Regions from separate parts of the Mus musculus genome. Here region 2 is linked to region 1. A link is a loop called in an ENCODE intact Hi-C map of the cell type or tissue named here. Cell type or tissue: heart. All regions are shown on one strand. Each heading gives the region's core, and the rest is flanking DNA. Links, peaks and the distances in the headings are about the cores only. Region 1 overlaps Pknox2 (Pbx/knotted 1 homeobox 2). Region 2 overlaps Pknox2 (Pbx/knotted 1 homeobox 2).

Evidence for each region. Hi-C counts contacts between places; a loop is a spot of excess contacts. Peaks named below come from ENCODE experiments on the same cell type or tissue, not always from the same donor. Only the 100,000 strongest peaks of a DNase experiment are listed, where the experiment ranks them.
Region 2: it touches region 1 in a loop (1.9-fold over the local background); 6 of 42 quality-filtered maps call a loop at or near these places.

Annotation. Positions count from the first base shown.
Region 1 is chr9:37,097,919-37,106,251 of GRCm38, reverse strand. The region is part of intron 1 of Pknox2 (Pbx/knotted 1 homeobox 2); the gene reads left to right. Among named protein-coding and RNA genes, the nearest start is that of Pknox2, 45 kb to the left of the region's middle. In heart, for the core only: no CTCF peak of the experiment used is centred there; DNase peaks (open chromatin) are centred at 2,251, 4,411 and 4,991; H3K27ac peaks cover 1,227 bases.
Region 2 is chr9:37,050,085-37,058,417 of GRCm38, reverse strand. All of the region lies in intron 2 of Pknox2 (Pbx/knotted 1 homeobox 2), which reads left to right. All of the region lies in intron 3 of Gm34538 (a long non-coding RNA gene), which reads right to left. Among named protein-coding and RNA genes, the nearest start is that of Gm34538, 17 kb to the right of the region's middle. RefSeq lists an enhancer at 3,140-5,079. In heart, for the core only: no CTCF peak of the experiment used is centred there; DNase peaks (open chromatin) are centred at 3,417, 4,107 and 5,147; H3K4me3 peaks cover 1,187 bases; H3K27ac peaks cover 2,628 bases.

The DNA.
Region 1 (8,333 bases), core at 183-8,182:
TAACTCAGTTTTGACTTGACTCAGAAGTAGAACCTTAGTGAGGGCGACCTATACTATACATCTTGGCAGTTTGTCCTTGGCCTTTTCGGGGTGGGGGAGGGAGGGAGCTTCCTTCATTTTCTTGGCCAAAAGTTTAGCATATTCTGCAGTAGCCTCCTCCTTAATTTTCTTGGTGATTGGTTTCTTCAGAGTGATACATCAATGTTTGTGTTGCTGGATGCATGGAGTGACAAGATACTGGCTCTTGGGGTATTTCTGGTCTGTTACCTTTGTTTAGAGATTTTCTGAAAAACAAAACCAAACAAAACAAAACCATGTTTTCTGACATATTGGAAGAAACCATCTTCTTTAAAGAGATTGAAAAGTCTTTGAGTTCTGCATACTTCAGCATAGTAGTATCTGTCAGTCCAGGGATACCCCCTCTCTCCCTCTCTCCAATAACCAAGCTGTGGTTTTGTTTTGTTTTGTTTTTATTTATTTTTTTCTGAGACAGGTTTTCTCTGTGTAGCCCTGGCTGTCCTGGAACTCACTCTGTAGACAAGGCTGGCCTCCAACTCAGAAATTCACCTGCCTCCGCCTCCGCCTCCCAAGTGCTAGGATTAAAGGTGTGCGCCACCACACCCGGCCTTGTTTTGTTTTTAAGATTTCATTTATTTACTTTATGTATATAAGTACACTGTAGCTGTCTTCAGACATACCAGATGAGAGTATCAGATCCCATTACAGATGGTTGTGAGCCATCATGTAGTTGCTGGGAATTGAACTTAGGGTCTCTAGAAAAGCAATCTTAACCACAATAAATTCCTGAACAAAGTGGCACTTTTTCTGTCCGGGTCTTCTTGGTCTATAACAAGGATGCCCCTTACTCAACAGCACCCACACCCTGCTGTAGGCAAAGATACCTTATTTCATGAGAAAACCTTGTTTGCTATTCCCACTACTGATTCAACCACCTCTTCACCCAGAGCATCAGCAAATACATCTATGGCCATGCATTTCTCAGAGAAAGCAGGATACTTCGTTCATTGTCTACTTCTATGAGTTTCTGACATCCAGCAGCTGGGAAGATAGTAGTATAGGATATATTCAGCTTCATCTTGACAAGGCTGATAGCTAGGAAGAAGTACGAGAGACAGAGAGAGAGAGAGAGAGAGAGAGAGAGAGAGAGAGAGAGAGAGAGAGAGAGAGAGAGAGAGAGAGAAAGAGAGATGATTCCCATTCTTTATGGAGAAAGTACAGGAAGAGTTTACTCTGGGTCAAAGTGATAGAATCAGAGGCAAGCAATAGAGTCTTATCTAGATCTTAACTGTATCTCCCTATTTTGAAGTGGCCAGGCTTTTGGCATCTAACATGTTCCCTACTTAACAAAGAAGGAGTCAGTTTTATTTATTTCTTCACTTAATCAGCAAATATCTGATGGATACCTACTATGTCTCAAACATCGTTACAGGTCCTGTGATTATAATGGTCAACAAAAATGCAAGTATTCAGCCCACATGAAACTTATGTCCTGGCAGGAGAGCCATAGTGCACCTATGCCATATAAGGTCAAGCAGAAATCATTGCTTACATGGGTTAAGGCGGCAGAGAGTGGCTAACAAGGCATCATTCTGCAGGAGGTATAGCAAGGCCTGTCTGTAAGGCCAATGTAGAGCTAGACCCAGGAAGAAAATAGCCACAGAACTAGAGTGGTCACTTCCACTATAGTTTAGAAGCTGACTTGTGAAGTAAGCTGCTAAAGAGACAGCCAGTCCCTGACTGGAGCTGAAGGAGTAGATGGGAATGCAGCTGTTTCCATCAGCTGTCCTTCCCCTGTGCCGGCTCCTCTGCTGGTCTGAGCTTTGTGGAAGGGGAAGGGGGAAGTCAAGCTAGAGTCCATTCAGGAGGCCAGATTGCAGGAGAACATGGCATGCATGAGTTGGAGACACTGTCTACCTGTGGGGACAAGTCACAGTGCATTTTGTTTCCTTTATGGCTCGCTTTCGTTGGTATCACCTTTTCCTTTAAGAAAAAAATCCAGGCCTGTTTGGCTTGCATGCTAAATGATTTATGAGCATTATTCTTCTCCATTCGTCCTACCTGTAGGAGCTCTAGCCCTTGCGATCCCATTCATGTTGATTAAGTACATTTGAAAGCAAGAAGAGACTGAAATCACTTCACAATACAGATTCAGCTTCCCCGGGCTCAGGGGAATTCCGTCTCCCCTTTGAAAGAGCTCCTTTGCAGAGACTGAGCAGAAAGCCCGTCAGGACTGGGAAATGGAAGCCCAGGGGTGCATTCTCTCTGGAGCTGGCCACGGATTTGAGATCCTGGAATTTCTTGGCAGGGGTGCCCTTAGGAGTCACCCTATTGGTCTCTCACTTCCTTCTGTACAGCTCCCTTCAGGTAAATCTGGTGGTGATTCTGGAAGGACAACATTGGTCAGAAGCATAGGAGGGTGTTTCTAGAGGAGCTTAACATTTTTAGGTCTCCAATGGAGTGGGAAGATGGAGGGAGAACACCATCTTTGTATATTCCTGGGCTGATGAATTGTGTGTGTGTGCATGTGTGTGCTTGTTTTTGTGTGTAGGAACGATGGTCCAGAGAGCAAGTTCTCAAATTGAAAGTCTTCTTGTTAGGTTCTGTATTTGTGTCAGGCTCTGGGGCCTTCCCAGTGTCTACCCCATCCTTGTCTGTTTCTGTGTGACAGAGAACTTAAGGTAGATGGTTAATTAATGATCTAAACATGAAGAAGTTCAGCATACATTGACACAGGATCTAGACTTCAATGACTTCTTTTGACTTCATGTTAGCTTGGAAATCAGACTTGAGTAGATTCTGTTTCTCCTCCAGCATTGTCTCTTGCTTTCATCAGCCTGGCACAGGGCTCCCTTCCCCAGAACCTCAAGTCAAAAGTGAAACAAAACAGTGATTCCTGAACTCATAGTCTAACTGTGAAGACTTGGGACTTGTCCTGTCCTCTGCGTTTATACCCTTCTGAGCTGCCTTCCTCACCCAATCTTCAAGTCTAGGCTCTAATAGTTTTATTCTTTCCTGTCTTCAAGAAGCCAGCATGCTTTGTGGCCCTGTGTGCTGAGTCCTGACACTCCTCGCTGGCTCTCCTCCTGTCCTTTTCAGGGTATCTTGGGGCTCCCACCTGCAGCAGATGCTAGACGATCTGGCCCTGGTCTTCTCCTCACTCTCATCTGTTCTGCGACTTTGAAAAAGCCATCACATGTCTGTGCTTCTCAGTTTTCTCATCTGCTAACCTAGAGTGAGACCATTTGAAGAACAAACGAGACATTAGCTTTTATAAAATGCTTTGTAAACTGTGAATGGCTGCTGTCTCTTCAGAACAAGTTAAAATAAAATTTTTAGGAGCCAGGCATGGAAGCACGTGCCTTTAATCCCAGCACCTGGGAGGCAAAGGCAGGCAGAAGTCAGCCTTGCTTATAGATCAAGTACCAGGATAGCTAGGTCTACACAGAAAACCCACCACTAAAAATATCACCACCAACAACAATAATACTAATACTAATACCAATACCAATTCCGATACTAATAATAGTAGTAGTAGTAGTAATAGAGAATCCTTAATAGGTAGCCATTTGGGATGGGGAAGAGCTTAGTTGGTAAAATGTTTGCCACATAAGCTGGAGGACCAGAACGCATTAAAAAGTTGAATATCATTATGGGTGCTCCCTGGGACTCACTTTCCAGCTATTCCTCCAACCAGCCTAGTTTACCTGACAAACTGAAGATCAATGAGAGACCCTGTCTCAAAAAATAAGCTAGACTGCTCCTGAAGAATGATACCCAAGGTTGTCCTCTGGCTTCTGCATGCATGAGCACACACAAGTACATGCCCCCTGCCTATACATATGCGTGCACATACACAAACATGTATACAAATACACCAACACCCACGAAATGTGAAAGAATATAAAGTTCTAATGTCTGGCTAAATTCAATGTGAGATAGGGTACACCCCAAGGAAACATCCTGAAACTGCTTTGGGGGAAATAGAGACTAGTACTCTGGTACCAAACAACCTTGCAGGAGTTAGAGGTCTGGGAAGTGACCACCCACCTCGTGCCAGGCCTCTTCCTGGCTCCTTCATGTCTACTGCTGTCTCCTTCACACCAATCTGGAAATAGTAGTACCCTTGTCTGAGCAGATGATGGGATGAGATGCAGAGGGGTTCCATTGCTGCAGAAGACCACCAAGCTAGTGGATTGGAAGGTGGCGAATCTAACCCAGGTCTGCTCAGCCCATGTTGTGCTATCCTGTGAGGACCTTGTGTCCAGGAGTAGCTGTGCTTGATCCCATCAGTAGCCCTGGTACAGAGCCACCCACCTCTTAGACCTGTCATGTGACTGCTCACTGTGTGTTTCTTTGGGAAGTTCCCTTTCCAAGGCTCTTACTTTGGCTCTTCCTCCCTGGCTCTCTCCGTTCAGCACACTTACTAGAGGGCTGCTCTAGAGCCTGAGTTATGTGCTTAGACAAACCAGCCAAAACTCAGCACTGTGGACTACAGCAGTCCTGAAAGGAGCTGTGAGCAAAAGGCACAGGGGTTCGGCCAGGGCTGAACATGCCTCCATGTGTGCTGAGCTGCCCTCTGAGGACAGACTCAGAGATCTTCCTTCTGCCCCTGGGACCGATAGTTAGTGTCCCTACTTTCAGGGAACACAGTCCTGGATGGAGGGGTATAGGATTGTGGTCAGCCTCCCGCTCCATGACTACACTGGTCAGAGTCCTTCCATTCCCACCCCTTCCTCTGGCTATTCCTGGCTTCTCCCAACCCTGGTGTGGAGGGTCTGGTCCCACTCAAGCTTTTGCCTACTCTGGGAGCCCTCTCTCTGCCGAGCAGCTCAAAGGGTCTTTTGAGTGGGGGGAATGAGCAGCCTGTAGGCCTGGGAGGAGAGATAAATGCGAGCGATCCCCAAGGGCCATGGGGTCAGGGGCTGTGTATCTGGTGACTTCTGAATACAAGCGCCAACAAAGAGAAATCTGTGGAGGGAGAGCCTCTGTGAAGGAAATAAAATCTCCATGAAAACAAACTTTTGTTGGAAGCCTTCTCCTCTTGTTTTGGCAGCGTTGCTAGGTCCTGGGAGGGGAAGGTCGAATCTTCCGGAGGAGTCTAGAGGCCCCCAGATTGTCCAAATAATGGCTTGCTCTGAGAGGACTGTTTTCTTCCCTGCAGGAAGAAGGACTTGGGAGTCAGTGCAAGAACTGCTGGTTTTCTAATCAAGGCTAGAATGAACAAGAAAGCTCTGAGGCCACAGAGTAAGCGCTTGGATTGTGAGTTAGGAGGCAGAGCTGATACAGCACAGCATGTCATGCACTAACCCCAGGATCCCTTCCAGCCTTGTTTTTCTCACCTATAAAATGTATATTACTCGCCCAGGTTCATTCAGAAAGAAATGCAGAACAGCTATTTCCCTGTATCCTGTAGACCAGAGCATTGATGTGAAGGGCGTCCATCAGGGGAAGCTTGGATGCTGATTTCTTTTTCTTCTCTCCAGGGCTGGGTGGTCACAGATGACACCCAGCAGTTTAGTTTCTGCATGTTGTTTGTTTATTTGTTTGTTTGTTTGTTTGTTTTCAACTTCAAAGAAGCTGGCGTGGTGAGAGAAAGGCCCTCACTCTGTCTCCGCAGCCAACTTCAGTGGGCCCCTGCATTGTCTCTTTCTAGGGTGATTTGGAGATTGGATGGATGCACTAAAGGAAGTTCTCCCCAGCTTCTGAGATGGTGTTAAATAAAAACCAAGGATGTTTTCCCCCCAGAGTTAGTGAAAGAATCAGAACTAATGTTGGGTCCAGGCCCCCAAAATGTTGCCTCTCTTTCTCTCACTCAGGAGGAAAATCCTCATTGTGGCTGTTGTCTCCAGGGAGTCCTGGGTGACCAGAAGGGATAGAGCTGGGACCAGAAACTGATCTGTGGTTTTGAATCTGTCTGCTTCTATCATACTGTGTCACTGTGGGCAAGAACTATCCTTCTCTGATATCTATTTCTCTTGCCATGAACACTGAAGAATGGGTCTCTCTGTAGAAGAGACAGAAGTAGATATTAACCCGAGGCCAGTTTGCTGGGTGGAAGGGAGGAGCCTGAGCACTTGCCCGGGGACAGCAAGGCTGGGAAACAAGCTTATCCATTCCTCCCTGGTCTCTCCTCCAACTCCTTTTGTTGCTGGCAGCCAGAGATGTTGTTTCTTCTCATCCAGATGAATTCTTAGAGACAGACTTGTGTCCCCACTATTCTTGACATCCTTAAGAACTGAATAGCACATGACTTTCTTTTTGACCCCGGTGGGACCGACTAGGGAAAGCCTGTCTTTGGAAGCTTGATTGTATCAGCGAAGACCCCCTCCCTCTTCCCTCTGCTGTCCCTTCAGAGCTTGATTGGCTGGTCTGAGTTGTGGGCAACAGGGAAGCATTGCTAATAAATGAGGCATCCTCTACTGACCACATGGAGAGATCACATGGGGTATGTTCAGGCCTGGCTGACTGGGATATATGAGAGGGAGGAAGGAATGGACTATGGGAGGTTTTTTTCTCTCCCCTCCAAACACACACACACACACATTCACATACATACATATACATACACCCATTCACACATACACAAGTACACATATACACATACACACATATACAGTACTCAGACTTGCACACATGCAAACAGAGACACATACATACATATGGCTATACATATACACATATATGCATGAGCATGTACAATACACACACCTATATGTGTACACACATATATACATAATACACACATGCATATATATACATATATCTGCCCATATAACACAATACACATATACACATATACATGCATGCACACACACTCATAAATTACACACACTAGTGCCTAGATCCAGAGCAACACAAGCACACATAGCCATGAAATCATACACTCAAAGGCACATATATGCTTGCACACTCAAGCAACAGTGCACTGGCTACTGTTTTTTTGTTATTTTGGTTTTTTACTTGTTTTTTTTTCTCTTCTTTTCTTTTTCAGTGCTGGGTATTAACACACTGATCTCATACATGCAAAACTCAAGCTTCACCAATGAGCCTCATGCTACCAAACCCCATAGAAGCGTTTTCTAGAAACTTCTCAGCTCATTCTCCTATTTGCCTCTTCCTCGGCCTTGGGCTACTTCTTTCCCTCCCTCATCACCCTGGCTCATTTGTCAGCCATGACACAAGTCAGATTTGCAGGACAGTGCTTATTCCATGCAGTTTGGATGGAGCAGGCAACAGAGAGGAACTTGGGAATGAGAGCCTGGGAGAGCTGGATTCGAATCCTGAGTCTTCTACTGATCGAGATAGTGGCAGCTACTGGGCTCCTCTAAAGCCTTACTTAGCTATCAACTCAGACTACAAAGCTCTCCATGCAGGGATGTCACTGTCAGGAGTGTGCATAGTATTAGCTATTCACCACCTAGACCAGGCAAAGTGCCAGCCAGCATTGGCTGTCTCTACATGGTTGCTGCCATGAATGTATTTCTGCTACATGATCCCATGTTGCAGTTTGAGCTAGAAGGAAGGCCCACCCTAGGGAAGAGTGGTCAACTTTGCCTCATTTAATTGTCATTGGTGAAGCTCTGTGTTCTCATCTCTGCAACAGCCTGCCTACCGCTTTTTCACAAATAAGGAAGTAGATGCACAGAGAGGTTCAGTGATTTGTCAGAGTGCACCCAGCTATTAGGTGGCTAGGAACTAAATTCCCAGATCTGATTTTATGCATCAGTTCATGTGCTGGTCAGCTTTCTTCAGTATCAGAGTACCCGAGACAATAAACTTCAAGAATGGCTGTCGTGTTGCTCTTAGGCCTTTGGTGACAGCACATTGCATAGCAGCAAGGGTGTAAGCAAAACCACTCACCTCGTGACTGGGAGATGGATGGCTCCTGAGGGATGACAACTTAGGTTGACAGATGATGCAAGAGTACATATATGAACATACATACCCATAATAGAAAGTGTGTGTGTGGCGGGGGGTAAAGATGAAATTAGTAGCCTAGTGTGTGCAAGGCCCTACATTTGATCCCTCTCATTGAAAAATAAAATATATAAACAAATAAATAAATTTAAAAGATAATATGCCTTTTAAACTACAATTTGACTTGCAGTTTTTATGTCGGGACACTGATGCTTGCATACTTGCATGCATGTGAAATGGCGTCTGTTTAGGTATGTTCTTTGCAGCATTATCTGTGACAGCAAATGCTTGGAAAGAACTCAAGCATCCATTGATTGAGAACCAATTAGATCATGGACTGTCCTGACAAAAGAGTAGTATGTCTTTGAAATGAGGAAGCTCCTTGTATTGATATG
Region 2 (8,333 bases), core at 243-8,242, 48 kb after region 1:
CCACAGATAATTGGGCTGGCATTTGATTGGACGATTAGGGAAATATCTTCTTTGCATGCAGTATAATTTGCATTTTTTTCCCACTTATATGAAGCTAAGTCATGCTTTCGTACACAGGCAGTTTTAATGAGCATTATAAATCCTAATGAATATATTTTCATGTTCATTTTATTGGCTTGTTTTTATTACTAGAGGTCTGAAAAACAGGGCCAGTGAGGGAGCTGCAGAGGAAATGGCAGAGGAGAGAAGCACTGTGGCAGGCTTTCCACCCCTCCCTTCTGCCTTTGGCAGCCAGGGATGTGAGCATGGCAGGAGGGGTCATCTAGGTTTTCTTTAACCAAGTCAGGAAGTGCTTGGCTCCCAAGGGAAAAAGAAAGCATATTCCTCACCTGCGGACTGGTTGAGCTCCTGCTGCGGCCTCTGCCTGAGCTGCGGCAACATCACATACTGCAGGCAACAAGCCCCAATTCATCATGGTCTATGATGAAGTCGCTGGTGCATAGTGGGATCTCATAGCAGCTCAATCAAGTGGAAATAAACTCAGTCCTGGTTCACAGGGGACCACCACAGACCCAGAACACCCAATACTGAAAGCAGTTAGCAAGTATGTCTTCTCCTGGTGATCTAGGAGGTTTGCCATTGTCTCAAGGCCTTCGAGCACAACTAAACTGTTCAGTTAAAGGTTTCAGAGTCCTGCCAATCTCTAAGACCATGTTTTCTTCAGTTCACTTACTCATCCAATATCATGTACGTCTGACTACTATGTTGTCGATACTTGGACATAAACAAATAGTCCTGAGGTTTTCTGCCAGCTTGAATAAAAAAAAAATTTTAGAAACGGGGAATCAGTAAAAATAACCTTTCTATCCTGAGGTTCTAGTTCTAGCACCCCATGTGCACCAAGAATTTGGTCTTTTTCCTTGACTATCTTAAGTCCCCAAGCCTTTCTGACCAAGTACTTCAGCACCTCAGAAATTATATCAAGACCTCTTGTCTATGCTCCTGTGCACTAGGTCTAACCTGTGCTTTCGTACACTAGGTCTAACCTGTGCACTTCTGCTTGACCTTTTCTGCCAGCTGAAGGCTATCTTTCACATTGTTTCCTCTCAGAATCTAGAGAATCACCCACCTGTCTTTGCCTAGGAAGCCTGATCAGTGTCCTGCTGTGGGGAGCCTGCCTGGGACCTGCCTGGCCTCGGGTGGCCTCCATGCTATGACCTATTGCTTCTCATCACAGCCTGTTATAAGACTAACCACCCTATTGGCCATCCCAATTCTACTCCCGTTACATCTGTCTCAATCTTTGCTTTTTCTTTTTCATCAGAAAAGTATTTGCTGCTCACTTAGGTTGGCGACTTGGGGAATGTTTCAGATATTCAAAAAAACAAAACAAAACAAAATAAACAATTAAGCAAACAAAAACCAAGTTCAGTTGCCTTTATCATTATTCCTTCAAAACGACCATACAATGACTGGGACGATGTCCCTTGCAACAGGTCATTCATGCATGTCCTTGCTGAAAGATCTCTTTTCCCTTCCCTTTCTTTCCCTTCCCCAGGCCCATTCTTACAGTCAGGGCTGAACACATCTTGCAATGGCCTTCAGGACAAATGATTTTTTTTTCCAGCTCAGCATGTGTTTACTAGACATCTGCCGTGCGCTAGAGTCTGTGAGACTAGGAAACACTAACACAGAGGTCTTATGCTATAGGGATAAGATTTCTGGCCCAAAAGTGAGCCTTGGTTGGTTACGTTTGGGCTTGGCTGATGTCTGCCGCTCTCTGTTCAGTCACCAGTTGGGAACAATAAGCTTTCACTGTGGGACAGGAGGTGATATTTTAAATAAGATGGCAATGGTGGTGATGATTTACAAACTAAATGCTGACTCACTCAAATGGTTTATGACCAACTCACAATGTGATTTAGAATATGAATTCTAGTCCCGGGTTCTGGCTTACCCTCTCATGGTTAAGGGGTACAGAGAGATGCTTGCTGTTAGAAAGGGATGTTGATGCTTTTTAGAGTCTAGATGGATGGGATGGTTTTATAGACCCAGCTTCATTTTAACTCTACACTTAGAGACCCAGCTTCATTTTAACTCTACACCAGTCATTTCTCTGAGAGCATGTCACTTTGCCTTGATAAGTGGTCAGGACATTGCTTCTCTGGGACATGACAGTGCCCTGTGACCATGCAGCCTTCACAATACTCTGCCACCTACCACTCACTCCTCTCATGTGTGTATTAGATCTGTGTTGTGGTTCCTTTATCATTACAGATTTCTGGTCAGGAGTTTGGCATGGCTTTTTCACATGGCCATTCCTGGTTACCACACTCACATCGCCTAGGTTTGGAGTCAGGAGCCATCTGCTCAATAAATGCCTTCAATGATCTCACTGGCCAGATGGGAAGCATCAGCAATATTCTTGACCAGCAAATCTCCTTCCCAAGTAGAAGCTGAGTTCACAATTGATCAGCGAGCATGTCTTGCTCAATGGGAAGAGAGTTGGCCAACCGGAGAAGCAGGGCTTCACCTCTGATGCTGTCCTTGTCAGATCAGTAAAACATAATAGAAATATTTTGAGATAACACATTTTTGTTAAGAAGTTGAATAGGTTGTATGTAGGCAAAAGCAATCTACAGACCCATTGCCAAATCAGACTTCCAGTTCTGGTGTGTCACAGTGACTGTTCATTCCCTCGCTGACCCATGTCTCTGTGCCCATGAGGCCAAGCCATCATAAGAACCATTCCTTGGAGGTTCAGAAGGGCAGGAGAATGGAGACAATCTGCCAGTGCCCTGTGACCAAGCTTAGGCTGGCTGGTGAGGAGGAGTTAAAAGGGAAGTTACTCATTGTGAAGTGAGGAGGAAGGAGTCTTGGCCAGGACTAAGGAGGACTACTGGCTTACAAGGTGCTTTGGTGGCATACCCAGTTCTACATGAAAAAAGAAGGGTAAAGGGCTGGGGTGAGAATGTGGCAGTGGTCCTGGGAGAGAGAGTTCCTTTCCACATCTTTCCTTTCATTAGCAGGAATGATGACACCTGGGAGCCAGGAAAGAAGGCAGTCTAGAGAGAATGTAAAGGCTTATGTTCCGGCCTCCTGACAGAGACAATAGGTTGGGTGACCAGCTTATAGGGCTGCCCAAGGAGGGAAGTAGTCTCACCTCTCTGTCTGAAAAGGTATTTGTTGAGCATCGGGATCGAGTGCAGTTTAGCACAGGGTCATAGGTGTCCAGGTAGTTGGCTGGCATGTTGGCTTTAGGCCACCTGAGGAACTCTAGACATTATAGAATGGCAGGAGCTGCCTCCCCGAAATCTGGAATCCACTTCCATGTCTCCTCTGTTTTTTGCATCTTCCCGTGTTTCTTGTCCTGTCCTGCTTTCTGATGCAATCCTCTGGACCCAAGCCTTCTTGCCAGGGAGGAATGCAGACCACAGCTGGGGAGCCAGCTGCTAGGCTGTCTCATCCATCCCTCCTCCACGCCAGCACCTCCTCACCTCTCTTTTCTCCTCCTCTAACTCCCTGCCTCTCAACTTTGTCTACTTCTCCCACTCGTTCCCATCTGCTCATAAACTCACATGCCTTCTCCTCTTTGTGTGCTCCTTTCTATTCCTGTTATCAGCTTCCCGCCTCCCAATCCCTCCTGCTCTTGTTTCTCATTTTCGGATGCCCCCTCCCTCATGTCCCTTGGTGTCTGGAGTGAAGGAGGCTGAGTTACCATGGAATTACCACAAGCATGGAGGGGCAGAGCCCTGGGCCAGCCCCAACCATGCTCTGGTTGTATAACCAGGAACCAAAACTCCTCTTCCTTGGGCCTCAGTTTCCCCAGGGCACCCTTAGGGATATGCTGTGCTTCATGGAGATCTCCTCTTGAGCTCTGCTCCCATCCCTATCCCCATCGATCCTGGCTGGAACCAGGCTCCTTTCCTGACTGGAGCAAGTGTAATGCTTGGGATGGGGGTGGAGGTGGGGGTCGGAGTCCACGGAGGGGCTCTGCTGCCCAGCCTAGTTTAGGCAAACAGCAGGGACTGCTGGCGGCAGCTCCAGCCCCCACTTATGCTGTAACAGCTGCAGTCCAGCTGCTGGCATCCCTGCTGGGGGAGCGTGCTAAACCTCTCTGGGGTCAACGCTGTGGTATGTCGGTTTCCATAGCAACCAGCCAACGGGCCACTTTCTCAGAACAATTCCCCTACTCAGCCGGGTTCTGGACTTAGCTCAGCCCAAGGGCGTGTGCTGAGAGCCGAGCGGGATGGGGGAGAGGGCGCCTAGGGTCCCACACGGTCCCACAAAAAGTGGTTATCTCAGTCTTGTCTTCACACAACGTCTGGATCAGAGGCTAAGACTGCAGGCAGTCTCCCAGTCTGGCTGGCTCTGATCCCCTCCCATTGCCCATCCCCAGACCCCCAAGCTTGGGCTTGGTTGGAGGATAGCTCAGTCCTTTGTCTGGGTATAGACAACAGCTGCTTGGCTAGGCTTAGAGCTGGAAGAGAAAATCCCGGTTGCTGTACAGTGTAGGTGAATATATGTGGTGTGGGTGGGTGGGGACACTTTTCCTGTTTTTCTGCCTTCTATCTCCGTACCCTTGCAGGAATAAATGAATCCCACTTGCCCCATCCATGTGATGTCAAGGAATAGGAGCCCAAGTAAACTCTCTTCTCCCTCTTTAGAGGTGGAAAATGCTTATAGCACTGGAAACTTCCTGAATTGAAAAGTCCGGTATGGTCGTTGACTCTGTCAGAAAAAGGTACACCCTCAGCGTAGGAATTACAAGGAATCTTGGTCCCTTTTCCGGATAAGGTACTGACGTCCAAGGGGAAAAAGGATTTCTGGGGGCCATGACTAGGCAACAGTGCTGCTGTTTGCTGTGTGCCTTCCTGAACCTGGCCTGTGCCTGATGTCTTTCCCCAGGTCCACAGGAATGCAGCTTGGGCCCCTGTGGACTTGTGCTGTGGACTTTGTTTCTGGGCAGTTCATTTCTCAAAAAGGCCTATTAGGAAATGGGGAAACTGAGGCTAGACATGGAGTTCATAAGTAACCCTAAGAACCCTGGGGCTGGGACTTGGACCAGCTATGTGGGTGGTCCCGGAAAAGATCTGAAAGTCATAGACTGTTATTAGGGTGGCCCGTCCAGCTGTTTTCTTCAGTGGTTTCACTTTCAAGGAGCCCTGCTCTGCCGTCTCCACTCTCTTAAAACGAGGGGACAGATGTCCATGTGCCACAGCTGCACAAGTTAAGCCTTGGAAACAGGTGTGGAATTGCTCCCTCCCCCAAGAGGGGGAATCAGGAAAGTGGCCAACTTTAGACACTGATGGGTTTTTCCCACCTAGGAAATGGGAGCGCTGCTTCTGATTAGCACTTCCCAGCGTGGACTCCATAACAGAAGGCTGTGAGGGGTAAAGAAAGGGCTCCAAAACCAAACAAGGCCCTAAAAATCTCCAGAGCTCCTTATCACTTCAGACCCTTTATGAAATACAACACTAAAAACCTAAAAACTCAATCTTTCCTTGACGCAGGGCACCATTGTACCCTCATTCAAATCTTATGAACAAACCCACTCCGACAAACAGGAGCTTCTATAAGAGGTCCCTAGCCCCTTTGTTGTTGTTCCTCACAGCCCCACCCCCTAGCCTAGCCATGTCTGGAGGCTTAAAGGCCAACTGTGGCCTCTTTGCTTCTCCGGATGGGACAGTGCTCTAGAGCAAATGAGAGCATTCTAGCCAAGCACCTAGTCAGAGGAACTCTAAAGAGGAGACATGCTCTGTAGAGAAGTCCTGATCTCCAGGGGGCAATGGCTGCTACAAGAGGTGCTCATAAGGGTGGGCAGAAGAGAATTAATCCCCTTTCCCAAGGAGGTAAGTTCTTACTTTCAGAAGGGAGAAAACTGAAATACAGACAGAAATAGAGTGCATATCTAAGGCCACATGGTGCTTTCTTAGTTTGCTTTTTTGCATCACTTCCAGAAACACACATATGAGGTAAGAGCTCTACCACTGCAGTACATCCCCGGTCCTGACTTCTTTTACTTGAGAGCCTTTCAAACTTCTTGGGTAAGGAAAATGTAAGAGACAAGTCAGAAAGCAGCACTGTCCCTTTTTTCTGGAAGCTAGATAGATATATAAAGATTCGAGAGGAGCCATCAGTTATCTTAAAACAGATTTTAAAAATAATAGTAGGTTTACAAATTAAATAGATCATATTTCAGTTTTCAGAGAGTTTTTTTTTTCAGAGAGTATTTTCTCCTTGAAGATATTCAAGGTCCTCTAGTAGAAGATGTCTGTGCATGGTACCTATATTTATGATGTTTCATCCTGTATGTATATATTATGACATAGCTTAATTTATAAACCAGGCATAACAAGGCGTTAACAATAACAATAAAATGGGACAATTGTATTGTGATGAAATTGCCAGTTGTCACTATTTTTATACTTTGGGATCTTATTAAGTAAAATAAAGGTTTCTTGAACAGAGGCATTAGGGTAGGGTAAAGTCTCATCTGAAAAGTAAGCCAACGGCTGAGTGAGTAACAGGTGGGTACTGTGTACCGCATGGACACACTAGACAAAGGGATGACTCATGACCCACTCAGGAAAAAGACAGCATAAGACTTCATCCTGCCACTATAGTGGCATGCAGTTCAAAACTTATGATTCAGGCTGGAGAGATGCTCAGTGGTTAAGAGCACTGACTGCTCTTCCAGGGGTCCTGAGTTCGATTCCCAGCATCTACATGGTGGCTCACAACCATCAGTAATGGGATCTGATGCCCTCTTCTTGTGTGTCTGAAGACAGCTACTGTACTCATATACATTAAATAAATAATGTTTTTTTAAACTTATGGATTGTGTATTGCACCATATTTCCTCCTTCCTGGCCTCACATCCTAGGCTCTTCCCTCATGAGTCTCTCCTGCATGTAAACCACAGAATGCCAGGTCACCAGCCAGGAGCCCCTTTCCTGCAGCAGAAATCAATTTATACATAAGAAGATTCATCAGGACAAGACTCACTGCTTAACATTTTATTTAGTAATTTCTATCTTAGTTTGGCTCCTTATTGCTATGATAAAACGCCATGACCAAAAGCAACTTTAGGCAGGAAAGTGTTTTTATCTTATACTACCAGGAAACAGTCTAGCCCTGATGGGAGTCAGGGCAGGAACTCAAACAGAACAGGAACTTAGAGGCAGGAGCTGAAGTAGAAGACATGGAGGGGGGGATGTTGCTTACTGGCTTGCTCTTCACACCATGCTTAGTCTGCTTTCTTATACATCCTGGAACCACCTACTTAGGGACAGGACCACCCGCAGTAGACCAGGACCTTCCACATCCATCATTAATCAAGAAAACGTCCCACAGGCTCGCCAACAGGCCAGTCTTATTGAGGCAATTTCTCAATCGAGGTCCTCTCTTCCTAGATGATTCTAGCTTATATCAAGTTAACAAAAGTGAAGAAATAAAACCAACCAAGAAGTGAAGAACAAATAGGGGAAAATAGACAACTCCAGAAAAGTCTAGGTTGTATCAGGTTCTGCAAAGCTTTTTTTTTTTTTTTTTCGAGACAGGGTTTCTCTTTGTAGCCCTGGCTGTCCTGGAACTCACTCTGTAGACCAGACTGGCCTCAAACTCAGAAATTCGCCTGCCTCTGCCTCCTGAGTGCTGGGATTAAAGGAGTGCGCCACCACACCCGGCTTTTGCCTTTTGGCTTTTCTGTATTTGAGAAAGGAGCTGTTTTGGAGCCCTTGGTGGTAAAACATTTTATCCCCCGCAATGTGTCAGGACTGAAGTTATTCTCCTAGTGTCTGATACAGTCATCAGGCACTTCGCAGACCTGGGCCAAAGTCCTAACTCAACATCTCTCCGGCTATCTCATTTCTTTCTTACTTCATCTAAAACTGTCAAAACACCAGAGGGATGCTTATGTGTTGTGTCTGGAGTACCAAATGTCCCCATGTGCTTGTATGTGTGTTCCTGTGTGATTGTGGATTTCACTCTTGTCCTGGGATGGTACCCTTAGGAATCAAGAGATGGGTTCAGAAGGATACACTGGTCCTGGAGGCATGATGGGAAAGGACTTGTGATGGTAGCTGGTCCTTCTTAGGTACTCATGCCCATTATTTGGTGAGAACTTCTCCTTCCCTTTCAAGATGGGCGGGGCTCTTTCAGTTGTGAGAAAGAAGGGTCTGCGTAGAGGAATCCTCCAGTCTCCAAACAGGGGTGATTACACACTCGGCTCTTTTCACTGAAAGGGACAGCCTAACTTATGCTGGTAACTGGGAGAAGAGATACCAACTCCAAATATCTCTTAGGGCCTGAGCCACAGCTCGGTGTCCACT